Regions from separate parts of the Homo sapiens genome. Here regions 2 and 3 are each linked to region 1. The links are chromatin loops, found by intact Hi-C in ENCODE. Cell type or tissue: OCI-LY7. All regions are shown on one strand. Each heading gives the region's core, and the rest is flanking DNA. Links, peaks and the distances in the headings are about the cores only.

Region 1 (6,376 bases), core at 983-4,982:
AGGCAGCCCCTGGTTGCACCCTACTTGGCACTCCCCAACTTGCCTGTGCCCAGCACTATGATGCTAAGAGAACAGAGCAGGGTAGAATTACCCAGTCACACAGAATTTCATGTAGTTACTCATATACAGTTCTCATCAGAGCCACATGAGAGCAGCAATATCTGCTTTTTTCAGACGGAAAAATTAAGAGAGTTAATAATTGGCAGAGCTGGGAGTTAGAACCCAAGTCTCTTCACTAAATTCATTGCCTCTTCTATTGCCTTCCTAAAGAAGGACTTCCCATTTTTACTTTCTTCTTTGTACTTTTCAGATTTTTTTTACGATGAGCACAAATAATTTTTACAAAAAGGATATAATTATTTTCAAAAGACAAATATAAATTTAAAAAACAGTAGGCAGCTAGTTGAGTGCCCCCAAAGCTTCTTACCTTTATGAGATGAAGTGTCCACACATGCATAGTTTGACAGCACATGGGCACATATGATTAGGAATATGAGTGAGTGGGGCTGGCATCAGGGAAGGCCCCAGTGGGCTGAGATTTTGTGGTAGAGGGAAGGCAGGCTCCTAAATTGGACTTGAACTGGAACCAGGAGTGTAAGAATCCCACAGCAGGGAGGCACTCTAACAAGGGTTGAGAGGCAGGGAGGGTGGGCCTTTTTGACTGACTCTCGTGCCTGGCGGTCTGAGAAACAAGTAGAGGGTCTGGGGAGCGGACGAGCAGGCATCAGGAGGCGCCTAGCCCCACAGGGCCCTTGGTGGGTGCCAGGTTCACGCACACTCATTGAATGAGCAACCTCTCCCGGGAGCAGGTGGCTGCAGTCCGAGAAGGGATGTCCTGGATTGTTCCTGTGCCGCTGCTGTCCCTCCTCACAGCAAAACAACTGGAGCAGATGGTGTGTGGGATGCCCGAGATCTCTGTGGAAGTCTTGAAGAAAGTGGTGCGGTACCGTGAGGTGGATGAGCAGCATCAGCTGGTGCAGTGGTTCTGGCACACGCTGGAAGAGTTCTCCAATGAGGAGCGGGTGCTTTTCATGAGGTTTGTGTCAGGAAGATCTCGACTACCAGCCAACACTGCTGACATTTCTCAGAGATTTCAAATCATGAAGGTTGATAGGGTAAGTAAGCTATTCTTTTTTCCTTTGTAATGTCTGCCTTATTGCTTCATTGTTGTTTTTGTTGAGACAGGGTCTCACTCTGTGGCCCAGGCTGGAGTGCAGTGGCATGATTTTAGCTTACTGCAACCTCCGCTTCCTAGCTTCAAGCAGTTCTCCTGCCTCAGCCTCCGCAGTAGCTGGGACTACAGGTGCGTGCCACCACGCCTGGCTAATTTTTTTGTATATTTTGGTAGAGACGGGGATTCACCATGTTGGCCAGGCTGGTCTTGAACTACTGACCTCAGGTGATCTGGTCACGTTGGCCTCCCAAAGTGCTGGGATTACAGGCGTGAGCCAACACGCCTGGCCCTCTGCGCCTTGTTGCTTTTATGTTGGGGAAAACAAACTATGACCCTCAAGTAGGCCTGCCGATTCATGCTTATTAATACTTAGAATTTCCAGATTAATGAAAAAAATCAAGCAGTAAAATTTGTTTAGAAATATCATTTAGCTTCAGTGGGAAGAGTCCTAAGTGGATGAAGAGAGCATACTACAACCAACAACCTTCCCTAAATCTTCCAGCATCTTCCTGAGTTAAAGCTGAACTTGGCAGAAGGATCATCATACTGCCTCTTCCTGTGCTGAGGCATGGCCTTGTTTGTTTTCATGAAAATATTAACCATTAACTGGTGGGTGTGCCCCAGAAGGAACCCAAAGATGTGGGGAGCAACGATAACCTCTGTGCCCACTTGTGTTGTGTGCCTTGTGGAGCAGGCAGGGCTGCATCTCTGCCATCTGATGAAAGGCCCCAGCTGCAGAGCCCCAGCCCAGCTGTGATTTTGACAGATGGCTTAGGAATAAGAGGGCTTAGAGTCTGAAAAGCACACTGCTGCCAGAGTCATCTTTCTTAAGCACCTGTCTGACCATGTCACTCTCCTCCTTTTAGACCTTTCAGAGACCCCCTTTGTTGACTCCGAAATAAATGCCAATGACCTTAGCTGCCTTAAACACTTCCACAGTCTGGCCTCTGCCCCACTTTCTGATGTGACGTCTTGATACTTCTCATGTTCTGGTCATAATGGGCTGCTTGCCTTTCTCCCCAGTAGACCAGGCTGTTTTTAAAATTCTGTGCTTTTATGTAACCTGTTCCCTCTGCTTTAGTAAGTCCTTCTTCACACCCCTTTCCTTCTATCTCTGGCAAGCACTTACTCATCCTATAAGCCCAATGCCAGTCATCTCCTCCAAGAACCCCTCCTAGATGCTTTCCAGGAGTGCCCCTACCATTGCTGAAGGCAGACCTAGCCAGACTCCTTCTCTCCACCTCCTGAACACTGGGTACAGCCCTCAAACCCAGAACTTACTGCATTCAGTTAGGAGTGCCTCTCCTCCCTCTGTCTCCATCCCCACTCTTCACAAGCCCTCTCTCCCACATGAGCTGGGCAGTTCTCTGAGCAGGGCCCATGATGTTTGTTCAGAAAACAGTAAGGGAAGTGGGGCCTCTTCACACACAGGCCCTTCCTGCCAGTTTAAGTGTCTGGCTTTCTGGTGTAGCCAAAGCTATTCCTCCCTGTGCTGCCTCCTGAGGCTGCAGGCTGCTGCTCTGCTCCTGGGCTAGGCTTGCTGGAGAAGCCACGTGCAGGAAGGATTATAAAAGAGCCTTTCCATAAATTTTCTGCATGACTTGCCAAGAACTGTAAGTTGTAAATCTGTTTTGTTGCTTCAGAGAGAAGTAGGAAGGAGGAAATGGCTCATTTCTACTCAGCTCTGGAAACAACCCTTGCCTTATATCTGTCCTGGGCTACTCCTGCCGTTCTAGGAGTTAATCCACCACTAATCTCCGGTCTCAGGGTTGTCAGCATCAGTAACTGACTACCGTGGTCGGTTCCTCTGTGGCTTTTAGATCATTTCTACAGTACTCACATTTAGGTCATCAGAGCCACCTAGTGGCACCTCCCTTCCTTGCTGCTTTCAGTTTTTCTGCGTTGAGCTGTGTCATCACTGGCTCTGGTGCATTTGGGCTGCTGGGCCATCCACCTCCCATAGCAGGACATGTGGCTTACCTAGGTGTGGGCTCTGGGGAGGAGGGCTGATTTCAAGAGGAGGTTGAGTGAGAGAAGACAGGTTCTTTTTTTTTTTTTTAAGCAAACGTTTTAAAAATTTATAAAAACACTATAATGCCATTACTATTATTACAAATTGTTTAGAAAATAGTTATGTTTGCAAGGAGGGATAGGGAACGTATATAATCCTGTCTCTCCAGTAGTAGCTATTTTTACCTTTGTGAAATTCCTCATAGTCTTTGCCTCAATTGTACAAATTTTTATATGATGTATCTAGAATTTTTTCTGCCTTTAACCTCCTAATGTATCCTGAACACCTTTCTGTTTTGCTGCCAGTCATCATAATTATCATTTTAAATGATGCATCACCGTCAGTTGAATGGATGGACTGGAGTTTAATTGACTGCCCCTTCCTTATGTGAGCTGTGCGAGGCAGCCATGGCGCCTGCAAAGGAGGCAGAATGCACATGAGGACAGGGAGAGGAGAGGGGGCAAAGAGGCTCCCATGGCCAGCTGCACCTCACAGTCGTTCTTTCCATTCTACCTGCTCTGTGGGGGCATCCCTGCAGCTGGCTTCCAGTCTGCACCCTCTTGGTGGATGGGTATGAAGGACAGGTGCCCTCTTACTACACTCTCATCCTGTGCCAGGCGCTGTGCGTAGTGTATTCTCTCAAGCAATCCTGCCAGTCAGAGCTTCTCCTCACTTTACACACACAGGCACTGGAGGAGGTGAGGACAAGAAGGAACATCTTCACCCAGAGCCTCGAGGGCCACGGGGCAGTAGGGCCTCAGCTCATTCTATCTGGCCCAGTCTCTGTGTCCACTTGACTTAACCATGTGGCCATGTTAATTCCATCTTGAAGGCAGGGAGAGGTCATGGGCAGCCCCACTCCCCCTTATGGCACTCTGATGTCCCCAGTCACGGCTCTGGGTCTCTCTCCACAGCCTTACGACAGTCTGCCTACCTCACAGACCTGCTTCTTCCAGCTGAGGCTGCCCCCGTACTCCAGCCAGCTGGTCATGGCCGAGCGCCTGCGCTATGCCATCAACAACTGCCGCTCAATCGACATGGACAACTACATGCTCTCGAGAAACGTGGACAACGCCGAGGGCTCCGACACTGACTACTGACCGTGCGGGTGCTCTCACCCTCCCTTCTCTCCCTCAATAATGCTCACTTCTGATTTGATGTTGATATACTTTTATGGTAACTACATAGATGTTATAAGAACATAAACCAACATTATAAACAATGGCCACATTTAGTTACTCTAAATGTAACAAAGAAATTAGATGTTTTTATTTTTCTGTGATTGTACAAAAACAACAAAAACGAAGTGCTCTCAGTCAGGTTTTTCCCTCCATATTTTTGGTCACTTTTGATAAGTTTGCATGAAACCATTTTGGTGCATTTTTAGTTGGGAATGGTACATTTTTGTAAATCCACCCAGTGAACATGAAATTGTACATTGTGTATAATTGTTCATTAGAAAGGACAGTTTTACATGAATATTCATATATTTATTTTGTTTTAATTTGAATTGCCTGTTCAGGGTTCCTTATGCAGAGAAATAAAGCAGATTCAGGAATTGGAGCGTGGCTCTTGGTATTGCTTCCTGCGGAGCTTCTGACTAGGGGTTACCATCGAGGCAGACATTAGCCCAGAACAGAATGAGCTTCCAGGCTGGTCTTGCTCTGATGGCTTTTTGACCCATTCAGAAACATTTCTTTACATTGAGGGTGGGCTTCACTTGGAAATAACGTATCAGAGAACCGTGTGGTTCTAGGAGATCCCTCTGGGTTGGAAGCCCCTATTTTCCATTGTTCTTCTGTCATCCTGGGTCTCTCTGACTTTGTTCCCTCAGCTGCTCCGCCCCTCTCAGTACCACGCATCCTTCTCTGGACAGCCCCAGCTACCTCATGTGGAGGGCGACTCTACCAGACAAGGAGGAAGAGGACCACAGTAATGCCATCTGGCCCTTCCTATGAAGAACCTACAAAGACAAAATGAGCACGTGATGGAATTAAAGAACAGGGTAGTTTACAACATGTCTCAGTGGGGAGGGCAGCCAAGTGGAAGGTGTTACAGAAAGGCCAGCAACTGCTAGCAGGCACTTAGCATGTATCAATGAGTGAATGAGTGAGTGAATGTGTGAATTAGCATGAGAACTGATGAGTGGCTTTCATATCCTTGAATGATAGAATTGTGCAGAGGTCTGGGGAAGGGGTTACATTCTTGGTGCTCAAACTCAGCTAGCCCCTGCGGGCCCTGAGTGCTGTGTGTGTGTTCAGCAGCATCAGGGTGAGCCTGTGTTTCTGGGGGAAAGGGCCATCTTGAGAGCAGCTGGGAGGGCTTTGGCCTCTTGGAGTGTGTGCAGGAAGAGGGGAAGGCCTGTGGACAGCTTGTCTCCCTCACCTACAGCAAGTTCATGCCACAGGCTACTTCCACTGTACTTCGCGGACAGGGTCTTTGCCGACAGCCTGCTCAAATGAGGTGCCAGACAGACAGCCCTCTGCAGGCAGTTATTTTCCACAAGGAAGATAGGTGTATGTCTTCAAAGAGAAATTAAAAGAAAAATAAGGTTTTGCCAGCTAAGATAATGTGGTAAATGGATCTTTCTTAGTGAGAATACCTAATAATATTTAGAATGATGACATCTTCGTTTTATTGAAAAAAGGCTTCAACTAGAATTGGGTCTCAGGGAGAGACTCCAGCTTTGGGGGGAACCCCAGGAGTTCTGGGTAAAGATGAGGCTTTAATACCGATCTAAGAGCGCAGTCAGTAGCATCGTTGAAGGGCTTTGGGCTTGAAGCCCTCCTGCTCGGGGTGGGAAGGCCCTGCCTGGGCCTCTGGACCAGGAGAGAATTTAAGAAAAGAAAGGCTCACGCCTGTAATCCCAGCACTTTGGGAGGCCGAGGCGGGTGGATCACAAGGTCAGGAGATCGAGACCATCCTAGCTAACATGGTGAAACCCCGTCTCTACTAAAAATAAAAAAAATTAGCTGGGCATGGTGGTGGGCACCTGTAGTCCCAGCTACTCAGGAGGCTGAGGCAGGAGAATGGCATGAACCCGAGAGGCAGAGCTTGCAGTGAGCCAAGATCGCGCCACTGCACTCTAGCCTGGGCGACAGAGTGAGAAAAAAAAAAAAAAAAGCATCTGTGCTGCCAAGATCCTGGACGAATCCAGGAGAGGCCTCTTAGGGTCTTCTGAGCCGCTTCCT
Region 2 (5,188 bases), core at 1,189-5,188, 140 kb after region 1:
TGCCTCCCGGGTTCACGCCATTCTCCTGCCTCAGCCTCCCGAGTAGCTGGGACTACAGGCGCCCACCACCACACCTGGCTAATTTTTTGTATTTTTAGTAGAGACGGGGTTTCACCGTGTTAGCCAGGTTGGTCTTGATCTCCTAACCTTGTGATCCTTCCACCTTGGCTTCCCAAAGTGCTGGGATTACAGGCATAAGCCACTGCACCCAGCCTCCTTTTTGTTTTTCATGACAACATTTCTGAAGTGTCTAAGCCAGTTATTTTGTAGAAAGTACCTCATTTTGGGTTTGTTTGATGTTTCCTTGTGATGAGTTCTTGTTGTACTAATTTGGCAGAACTATCCCAGAGGTAATGCTCTGTTCATCTCAGTGTGTCATATCAGGAGGTATGTGATGTCAATTTGTTCCATTTCCCGTGATGTTAATGTGGGTCACGTGGCTGATTTGTTGCTATGTCTGAGTCCTCCCCCTGGCCCATGAAATCCTTCTCAAGGTCAAAGAGAGACTCGGCCTGATTCATCCTGGCATCATGGTACCTGAGTACTTAGAATGTTGGAAGGTGAGGAATGAACACTTACAGAGCCCCTCCCACGTGCCCAGCTCTGTGGTTGCTTCTCATTTAAGACTCACAGCGACCCCATAATTTATCCTCATTTTACAGGTGTGCTCAGTGAAGATGAATAATTTGCCTAAGAACACTTGACTGGTAAGTAGCAGATCCAGACTCAAATCCAGATCTGTCTGCCACTTCCCATAACACTAATTCCCTGGAACTAATACACCTAGTCAACATCATGCAATGCTTTGAATGAATATTTTTTTTTAATGAAACAGAAAAATCTAACACCAAGATGACCAAGAAACTTAACACCTTTCTATATCAGCAAGGATTCATTTTTTCCTTCCTTTTTATTCATTTATCCCTTCAACAAATATTTATGGTGGGCTTACTATGCACCAGATGGTGTTATAGATAACAGGGCTATAATAGTGAATAAACAGCTTACATTCTAAATACTAGAAAACCCAGCTAAGGTCATTTCAACAAGAAAAAGGCTAGCATTAGAGTAGCTTCAAGGTTGGTTAATTTAGTGACTCAAAGGTGTCATGGCTAAGGTTTGGGTTCTCTGAGACTCTTTTAGTCTTCTCCTTTGGTCAACAAGGTGTTTGCTTTAGTTTTAAGCAAGACATCCTCAAAGGAAACACAGGGGATGTTCCTGTCATTGTCCCTTTATATGAGCAAAGAAAGTCTTGCTAGAATCCTCCAGGCTGACTTCCCTTCCACCTCATTGCCAGAACTATATCATCAGCCCATGCCTAAATCCATACTTGGCAAGAGGATTGAGCCACTATGCCTGGCTTAGGCACTCTGGACTCACACCCCTACCCCACTCCAGACTACCTCTGAGCTCAACCTTCCCCAAAGCATTTGGTCATCAGAAGAGTAGGCAAGTGAACAAAATTGCAACTTTTTTTTTTTTGAGACGGAGTCTCACTCTGTCGCCCAGGCTGGAGTGCAGCGGCGTGATCTCGGCTCACTGCAAGCTCCGCCTCCCGGGTTCATGCCATTCTCCTGCCTCAGCTTCCTGAGTAGTTGGGACTACAGGTGCCCGCCACCACGCCCAGCTAATTTTTTGTATTTTTAGTAGAGATGGGGTTTCATCGTGTTAGCCAGGATGGTCTCAATCTCCTGACCTGGTGATCCTCCCGCCTCAGCCTCCCAAAGTGCAGGGATTACAGGTGTGAGCCACCGTGCAACTTTCTTTTAAGAAGGAAATAGGGGAAAGGTTGTTAAATAGGCTACTGACAAAATTTTTCAAATCTCCCCTCTCCTAGTTTACCAAATATTTAGACTCTGTGGCTTCTTAGAAACTCTTGTTTATACAAATAAAATTTGCCTCACTGCTATTCCTTGTATTAATTTCTGCTTCTTTTTACTTACCGTTAAGTCACATAATGTCTTTCTTTATATATTCCTATATCTTGTCCCATTCCAAAATAAGGTCGCTTTTCCATGAGTATACAGAATCTTAGCCAGGGGAGGTTTAAAAAATATCTAATAACTAGTACTAAGATGTTCATTGACCACTGCTTCATGTGGGATCCTGGAGGCTGCTGGGCCAGGCATTTACTATTTAGTTGCTAGATCAGGGGGAGTTCAGGAGGATCCCAGTAGAGGGGCAAGGGAGGCTTGGAGGACACTCTGGCTCTACTATTTACCAGTTGGTATGAAAATACTTATTTTAACAACTAGTATAACAGTCCCCACGTGACAGGCTGGACGTCGGTGCTAATCTGCATGACAGCCATTTCCAGTGTGAGTATAATGACCACGGCACAATTTTCCCCACGGTCGGGCATCTGGGCTGCCTCTGGTTTTAACTGCAGTATCAAGCTCAGTTCTACACAACTCTATATGTGCTTTTGTTTCATTTTTATATTTTATAAACTTATTTATAAATATGTATTTCATATTTTGTTTCCTTGGAACATATTTCCCAAAGTGGTATTCCAAGGTCAAAGGGTTTGATCAATTTTATAATTTGACATGGTGATTTTTAAAAGCATTTAACCATGGGTTCAGAAACATCCTTGCCCATTTTTTCACAGACTCCTGTTGCTGGAGAGCTGGCAGGCAGTACGGTATGGTGGAAGGAGGGTGGGTGCTGGGTAAGGAGAGCGGGGCTCGGGTCTGGGCAGTGTTTCTCTACTAGGAGTGGGGGACTTGGCAGTGTCTTAGCCTCTGTGAAGCTTGGTTTCCCCAGCTGTGAAATGTGAAACGTGGGAGGTGCCATCTCTCCCAGCATCAGGCACAGCAGGCATCAGTTGCCTACATCTGTTCCTGATCTTGGCCTGAGGCCCTGGCCATCCTTGTCACACCCTCACCCTGGCCCACCTTTGTGGAGGGTAGGCTGAGTAACTTGACTTGAACAATTAACTGTCAAAGTGTCAAGGAAGGTGTGGGTTCTGCACCATAAGGAGGTGTGTAGACTGCCATCTTCTGGTGCAAAATGTTAGTGTCCAGATGATTTAGGGATCAAGCTACTCTCCCTTGTGTCCCCATGAAGATCTGTCCCCCCCGGGGGAAGCTGCAAGAGAAGGGGCGGGGGGGTTCTCCCAACACAGGCTGGCCCTAGAGTCTGGTACTTTAAGGTGATGTCCTCCTTCTGCCAGTGACACTGAGAGAGAGGAAGATGCTGGGTTTTGAAAGCCTGCTTGTAAATGAAGGTGCTTTTTGAGACTGTGGAGGTGATGGCAAGAAGGATCTTTGTGAAAACAGGAGGTCTATATCAGCAATTTACTAAACCGGTTCAGAGAGGCTGACAGCAGTGGTCAATCAGTCCACAAATATTTACAGAGCGCCTACCATGTGGCAGACACATGCTCTGGCAAACGCTGTTGAAAGAGACAGGCAGGGTTCCTGCTCTCATTGTCTAGTGGGAAACATTGGTGATAAGGTTAATTCTTTTTCAACTGATATGCTTTCTTTTATTTAGTTGGAGATAAACAGAAAATTAAAAGTAATTTAAACCATACTATTTTGCCTCTCAAACACTACAGCCAATTTTATTTCAATACCTTCCAGCCCTTTCAGATGCGTATGCACACTTTTAGCAGAGCTATAATCATAATGCCTATGTGATCCTGAAGTTTGTTGTATTTGACTGATAATAAACATCTCTACACTGCTATCAATCTGCACAGTTATCCTTATTGCTGTATAAGAGGCAAATGTGTGGCTGTATCAAAATCTATATAGCAATTCCCTCAAGTTTAGTATTTTTTTTTTTTTGCTACAATAGATATTGTTGATGTTGACTTCTTTATGGAGGCTTTTTTTTTTTTTTGAGATGGAGTCTCGCTCTGTCGCCCAGGCTGGAGTACGTTGGTGTGATCTCGGCTCACGGCAACCTCCAACTCCCGTGTTCAAGCTATTCTCCTGCATCAGCCTCCTGAGTAGCTGGGACTACAGGAGCCCGCCATCACCCCTGGCTAATTTTTGTATTTTTAGTAGAGACGGGGTTTCACCATGTTGGCCAGGCTGGTCTCGAACTCCTGACCTCAGGTGATCTTCCTGCTTTGGCTTCACAAAGTGCTGGGATTACAGGCGTGAGCCACTGTGCTGGCCTCTTTATGCAGATTTTTATTGCATTACTTCTGAATAATCATGGATATAGTTCTTCCTATGTGTTTCCATATTAGTTCCCAAAGGAACTATTACTAATTTCGAATGCCACCAATATTGTATCAGTAAATCAATTTTGCTGCAACATCAGGTACATTGAATATTGTTGCTTCAAGGCATTTTTGAAAAGATTTTTAAATAGAGTCCCAAATTTGCTTTCTGCAGCATATCTTTGGATGCCAGTAGGCAGGTTTTTTTTTTTGCACATGTGCTATTTATAATTGCTCTTGTGTAAATGTCTGTTTATATTGTGGTTAAAAATTTGAATGAGTCCCTTGTTTGATGGCTTTTCTTAAAAGAGAGAAAAGCAATAGAAGATTGCATTACTGTAGCCCAGAGGGTCAGAATGGCACATAGGGTGTTACTCATTGGGTTAATAACTGTCTGGAATCTTCCCAAGAAAGCTCAGCTGTTCCAGGATCTAGAGTGCAAGTCTCTTCTGCTGCCCAGAACTGCTAAGCAAGAAAAGTGATTCTATAACACCCTTGGTGTGCTTGATTCAATCATGGAAATGACATTATTTCTCACTGTTTATGAAAAAGAGTTGGACACCAGTCTAGGTTACAATAATGCAAATGAAAGGTATGCGATTGGAGCGTTGTTTCCTAGTGACTTGGAAAAATGCATGGCATCCTTGAGTGTCTCAGTTGGAGAAGGCCTCTTCAGATATGGCCCAAACCAGAGAAGTGAAGTGACTTGCAGAAGCTCACACAGCAAGCCAGAGAAGGACTAAACCCCTAGCTGGCATCTATTTTAAATGAACCTGTGATTCTCTCCTTCCGGGCTTCCTCTCCTCTCCATTCCTTCTTCTTCCACCCATGGCCTGCCTCCTCCCAGCCTGCATAATTACCAAAGCATGCTCTGGGAGTGCCTTCTGCCTTGGGAGTAGGTTTCCTTTTCCTACATACCCTCCAACAAGACCCCTGGGCCTTTCTCTCTGGGAATTCAAAGTACTGTGCCACGCAGTGTTTTGTGCAGTAGCTAAAATATTTTGCCAGCAC
Region 3 (5,188 bases), core at 1,189-5,188, 130 kb before region 1:
CCTGCGTTCTTTTCTTGAGAGATACTGTGATAAAATAAACAGTGAGATTCCCCCACTCCCTTTCCCTTCATCAAGGTATGTTATATGTATGTTTTGTATCTTTGTGTGTGTGTGTGCGCGCGCGTGTGTGCATGTGTATAAATTATTCCTTTTGAGTTTTGACTTACTGTTCTTTCTTGTTTGGTTTCCCAAATTATATGAAACTTTTTTATAATCTAGAAAAGAGCTAAACTTAGATACTTGTTGATAATAACTTCTAGGAAAAAGTTACTTGTAATTTCACAAATCATGTTTTAAAAATTACTGTTGTTCATGACTTGACAAAATTTTTTTTTTTTTAAGATGGTGTCTTGCTCTGTCGCCCAGGCTAGAGTGCAGTGGCATGATCTCAGTTCACTGCAGCCTCTGCCTCCCAGGTTCAAGTGATTCTCTTGCCTCAGCCTTCTGAGTAGCTGGGATTACAGGCACCCGCCATCATGCCCAGCTAATTTTTGTATTTTTAGTAGAGGCGGGGTTTTGCCATGTTGGCCAGGCTAGTCTCTAACTCCTGACTTCAGGTGATCCACCCACCTCCGCCTCCCAAAGTGCTGGGATTACAGGCATGAGCCACCGCACCTAGCCAACAAAATTTTTAAAGATATAAAAATGTTACCCAAACTGGATAGCACAGGCACTTTTATGATCCGAGAATTCATAGACGTTTATTTGGTTTCAGAGAACACCACAGTTTTCTCAAGCTGTGCCTGAAGCTACTTTCAAATCACCTTGCTCTTGCACTTGCGGGAGGGGTAGCTACCAGCATTCTCGGGAGGCAGGCAGGTCCACTTCGAAATTTGCTCTTCAGACTGATGGACTCAACTGTCCCAGATGAAATCCAAGAGGTAAGAGAATAGGACTTGTGAATCTGTATCTCAAACCACGTCTTTCTCTGAGATTTTAGCTATACAATATATTCAACTGTACATTGGACAATTTCAATTGGATGTTGTTTCCCTTACTCCTGTTTTCTTGGTGAGAGTATTTTTGGTTAACTCATCCTTGAGACAAAGGTCAGATGCCATCTCTGATAAACTTTTTATTCCTGCTCTCCCACCAGATTTGGTTTTTCTTGTATATGTTCTCATTACATCACATTGTATTCTAGTTGCTTATTTACAAACATGTCACTCTTTTTTCACCAGAAGATGAGTTCCTGAGGGCAAGGACCTAGGGCATGGCTTGGTCAGTAGTAGTAACTGAATAAGTGGACTGGATCATCTACTAGAACTGTAACCAGAGCTAAGGAGAGAAAGGTCAGCTTAAGGAGGAAGAAGTGGCCTAGAATAGAATACTGGTTATAAATAAGGAGAGTATAGTTTAAAAAAACATATTTAGTATTATAATACAATGTTAAATTTGGGGGAAACTTAAAAATATCTATATATTTGTAATACAAAATACAGAAAATAAACTCTTTTGGTAGGTAATAATAGAAAGTACAGTAATTTTTAAACCAGTGCACTCCTAAATTATCAGTGGATCAAAGAAAGAAATTACAAGATAAATTTAATACTTAAGATTAATGAAAACAAAAACTTAACATACCAAAACTCATGAAATGCAGCTAAAGCTGTGCTTGGAGGAAAATTTATAGCTTATAAACATCTATATTAAAAAAAATATATATCGAATCAGTAATTTAACCTTCTACCTTAAGAAATTAGAAAAAGAAGAGTCAACTCAACCCAAAGCAAGTAGAAAAAAGGAACTAATGTAGATTAGAGTGAAATTAAAAAAATAAAGAACAGAAAAACAATTGAGGAGATCCAGGAAACTAAATGTTTGTTCTTTGAAAAGACAAAATCAACAAACCTCTGGCTGGACTGACCAAGAAAAATGAGAGAGGACTTAAATTACTCAAATCAGGAATGAAAGACAAGATATTACTACTGACCCTACAGAAATCAAAAGGGAAATTGAGAGGCAGAGCAAGATGGTGGAATAGAAGGCTCCACTGATCATTCCCCCTGCCAAGGACACCACTTTAACAACTCTACACAGAAAAAACCACCTTCATAAGAACCAAAAATCAGGTGAGCACTTACAGTACCTAGTTTTAACTTCATATCACTGAAAGAGGCACTGAAGAGATAGAAAAAACAGTCCTGAATAGGCAGTGCCACTCCTCCCCCTGCAGCAGTGGCAGTATGGTGCAGAGAGTGTCTCTGGGTGCTTGGGGAGGGAGAACACAACAATTGTGAGGCATTGAACTCAATGCTATCCTGTTAGAGCAGAAAGGAGAACTGGACCAAACTCAGCTGACACCTGTGCACAGAGGGAGCATTTAAACCAACCCTAGCCAGAGGGGAACTGCTGATCCCAGTGATCCAAATTTGAATTCCTGCAAGGCTTGCCACTGAGGGCTATAGTGCTCTGTGTCTCCAAGTAAACTTGAAAGGCAGTCTAGGCCAAAAGGACTGCAACTCTTAGGCGAGTCCTAGTGCTGAACTGGTCCCAGAGACAGTGGACAGAGGGGCAGGTGACATACTGAGACACCAGCTGGGGTAACCAAGGGAGTGTTGGCTCACCCCCCGCCTCCCCGACCCCAATGCCAGGCTACACAGCTCGTGGCTCCAAGAGAGACCCCTTTCTTCCACTTGAGAGGGAAGAGTGGGCAGGACTTTGTCTTGTGTCTTAGATAACATCTTGGTCACAGCAGGATAGGGGACCAGTCAGAGTCGCAAGTCTCCCTGTTCCAGATGCCAGCTCTCAGATGACATTTCTAGACATGCCCCAGGCCAGAAGGGAACCCACTGCCTTGAAGAAAAGGACTCAGTACTGGCAGCATTCATCACCTGCTAACCGAAGAGCCCATGGGCTGTGAATAACCAGCATTGATACCCAGCTGCTATGTCAAGGGCTTTGGGTGAGCCTCTGAGACTTTCTGGCTTCAGGTACCAGCACAGCCATGGAGGGACAGAGTACCAAATACACTCTTGGGATCCCTGATTCCAGGACTTGATTGTTAGATGGCATTTCTAGACCTGTCCTGGGCTACAGGAGAACCCACTGCCCTGAAGGGTGAGACCTAGGCCAGGCAGTATTCACCATAAGCTAACTTAAGAATCCCTGGGCCTTAAGCTTAAGGGAACAGTGGTGCTTGTCTGGCAATACTCCTTGTGGCCTGGGGTGGTGGTAGCTATGGGGCGAGGCTCCTCTAGCTTTGGAAAGGGGAGGCACAAGTGAAAAAGACTGTGTCTTGTGGTTTGAGTGCCAGCTCAGCCATAGTACAATAGAACATTGGGTAGACCTCTAAGGTTTTTGACTCTAGTCCCTGACTCCCAGATGGCACCTCTAGACCCACCTGAGGCTTGGGGGACCTCACTCCCCCTGAAGGGAAGGACACGGCCTGGCTGGCTTTGCCACTGGCTGATTGTGGAACCACAGAGTCTTGAGCGAACATAGGCAATAGCCAGGGAGTGGTTACGGCAAGCTTGGGTGAGACCCAGTGCTGTGCTGGTGCTGTGCTAGCTTTAGGTCTGACCCAGTGCAGTCATAGTGGTGTTGGCCACAGGGGTGCTTGTGTCACTCCACCCCCAGCTTTAGGTGGCTGAGGAGAGACAGAGAGAGAGAGAGAGAGAGAGAGAGAGAGAGACACACACACACACACACACACACACACACACACACACACACACACACACACACAGTCTGTTTGGGAGAAAGTAAGGGAAGAGAACAAGAGTCTCTGCCTGATAATCCAGAGAATTCTCCCAGATCTTGTCCAAGACCATCAAGGTGGTACCTCTATGAGGCTGCAAGAACCACAACGTAGATACAGTTTAGATCATAATACCCAAGTCCTTTAAAATATCTGGAAAGCCCAAGAAGGATGGGTACAGATAAGCCCAGACAGTGAAGACTACAATAAATACCTAACTCTTCAATATCTACTGGCATCCACACCATCCATGACCTAACCAAATGAACCAAAGAAGGCACCAAGGACCAATCCTGGGGAAACAGATTTGTGACCTTTCACACAGAGAATTCAAAATAGCTTTGTTGAGGAAAGTCAAAGAAATTCAAGATAGCACAGAGAAGGAATTCAGAATCCTATCACATAAATTTAACAGAGATTAAAATAATTTGAAAGAATCAAGTAGAAATTCTGGAGCTGATAAATGCAATTGACATTTTGAAGAATGCCTCAGAATCCTTTAATACCAGAATTGATGGCAGAAGAAAGACTTAGTGAGCTGGGCATGGTGGCTCACGCCTGTAATCCCAGCACTTTTGGAGGCCAAGGTGGGTGGATCACAAGGTCAAGAGATAGAGACATTCCTAGCCAACATGGTGAAACCCCTTCTCTACTAAAAATACAAAAAAAATTAGCTGGATGTGGTGGCACATGCCTGTAGTCCCAGCTACTCGGGAGGCTAAGGCAGGAGAATCGCTTGAACCTGGGAGGTGGAGGTTTCAGTGAGCCCAGATTGTGCCACTGCACTCCAGCCTGGTGACAGAGTGAGACTCCATTTAAAAAAAAAAAAAAAAAAGAAAAAGAAAAAAAGAAAAAAAAAGAAAATACACAGAGGAGACAAAAGAAAAAGAATAAAAAAGGTTGAAGCACACCTACAGGATCTAGAAAATAGTCTCAAAGGGCAAGTCAAAGAGTTGTTGGCCTTAAAGAAAAATCTCATGAAGAAAAGCCCAGGAGCAAATGGCTTCACTTGTGAATTCCACAAAATATTTAAAGAAGGATTAAGACTAGTTCTTCACAAACTCTTCCAGAATGTAGAAGAGAAGCTAATACTTCCCAACTATATTTTGTGAGGCCAGTATTACCCTAATTGTGGACCAAAACATTGCAAGAAAAGAAAAACTATAGACCAGCTATTAAAGTACTCTGATGCATTCTTCAGTATCCATTATGAAGATAGATGTAAAAATTCTCAACAAACTACTAACAAACCAAATCCAGCAACTTACCTAAAAGATTGTACCCCATGACCAAATGGGATGTATCCCATTTTCAAAGTATGAAAATCAATCAATATAATACACCATATTAATAGAAAAAATGAACAAAAACAATGTGATTATCTGGATGCTGAAAAAGCATCTGACAAAATTCAACATTCTTTCATGATAAAAATATTCAACAAACTAGGAATAGAAGGGAACTTTCTTAACCTGAAAAGGGCATCTA

Evidence for each region. Hi-C counts contacts between places; a loop is a spot of excess contacts. Peaks named below come from ENCODE experiments on the same cell type or tissue, not always from the same donor. Only the 100,000 strongest peaks of a DNase experiment are listed, where the experiment ranks them.
Region 2: it touches region 1 in a loop (5-fold over the local background); 14 of 110 quality-filtered maps call a loop at or near these places.
Region 3: it touches region 1 in a loop (2.2-fold over the local background); 6 of 110 quality-filtered maps call a loop at or near these places.

What each region holds. Positions count from the first base shown.
Region 1 is chr15:63,606,990-63,613,365 of GRCh38, reverse strand. It overlaps HERC1 (HECT and RLD domain containing E3 ubiquitin protein ligase family member 1), which reads left to right. Exons shown (of 78, transcript NM_003922.4): 77 at 810-1,115; 78 at 4,100-4,748. The coding sequence ends at 4,285. It also overlaps a transcript of FBXL22 not described here. Among named protein-coding and RNA genes, the nearest start is that of USP3-AS1, 9.4 kb to the right of the region's middle. In OCI-LY7, for the core only: CTCF peaks have their summits at 2,824 and 3,030 (motif pointing left); DNase peaks (open chromatin) are centred at 2,645 and 3,015; H3K4me3 peaks cover 273 bases; H3K27ac peaks cover 906 bases.
Region 2 is chr15:63,464,678-63,469,865 of GRCh38, reverse strand. No RefSeq gene overlaps it. Among named protein-coding and RNA genes, the nearest start is that of USP3, 37 kb to the left of the region's middle. In OCI-LY7, for the core only: CTCF peaks have their summits at 2,800 and 3,001 (motif pointing left); a DNase peak (open chromatin) is centred at 2,985.
Region 3 is chr15:63,742,611-63,747,798 of GRCh38, reverse strand. HERC1 (HECT and RLD domain containing E3 ubiquitin protein ligase family member 1) reads left to right here. Exons shown (of 78, transcript NM_003922.4): 11 at 1-75; 12 at 716-881. Among named protein-coding and RNA genes, the nearest start is that of HERC1, 89 kb to the left of the region's middle. In OCI-LY7, for the core only: no CTCF peak of the experiment used is centred there; no DNase peak of the experiment used is centred there.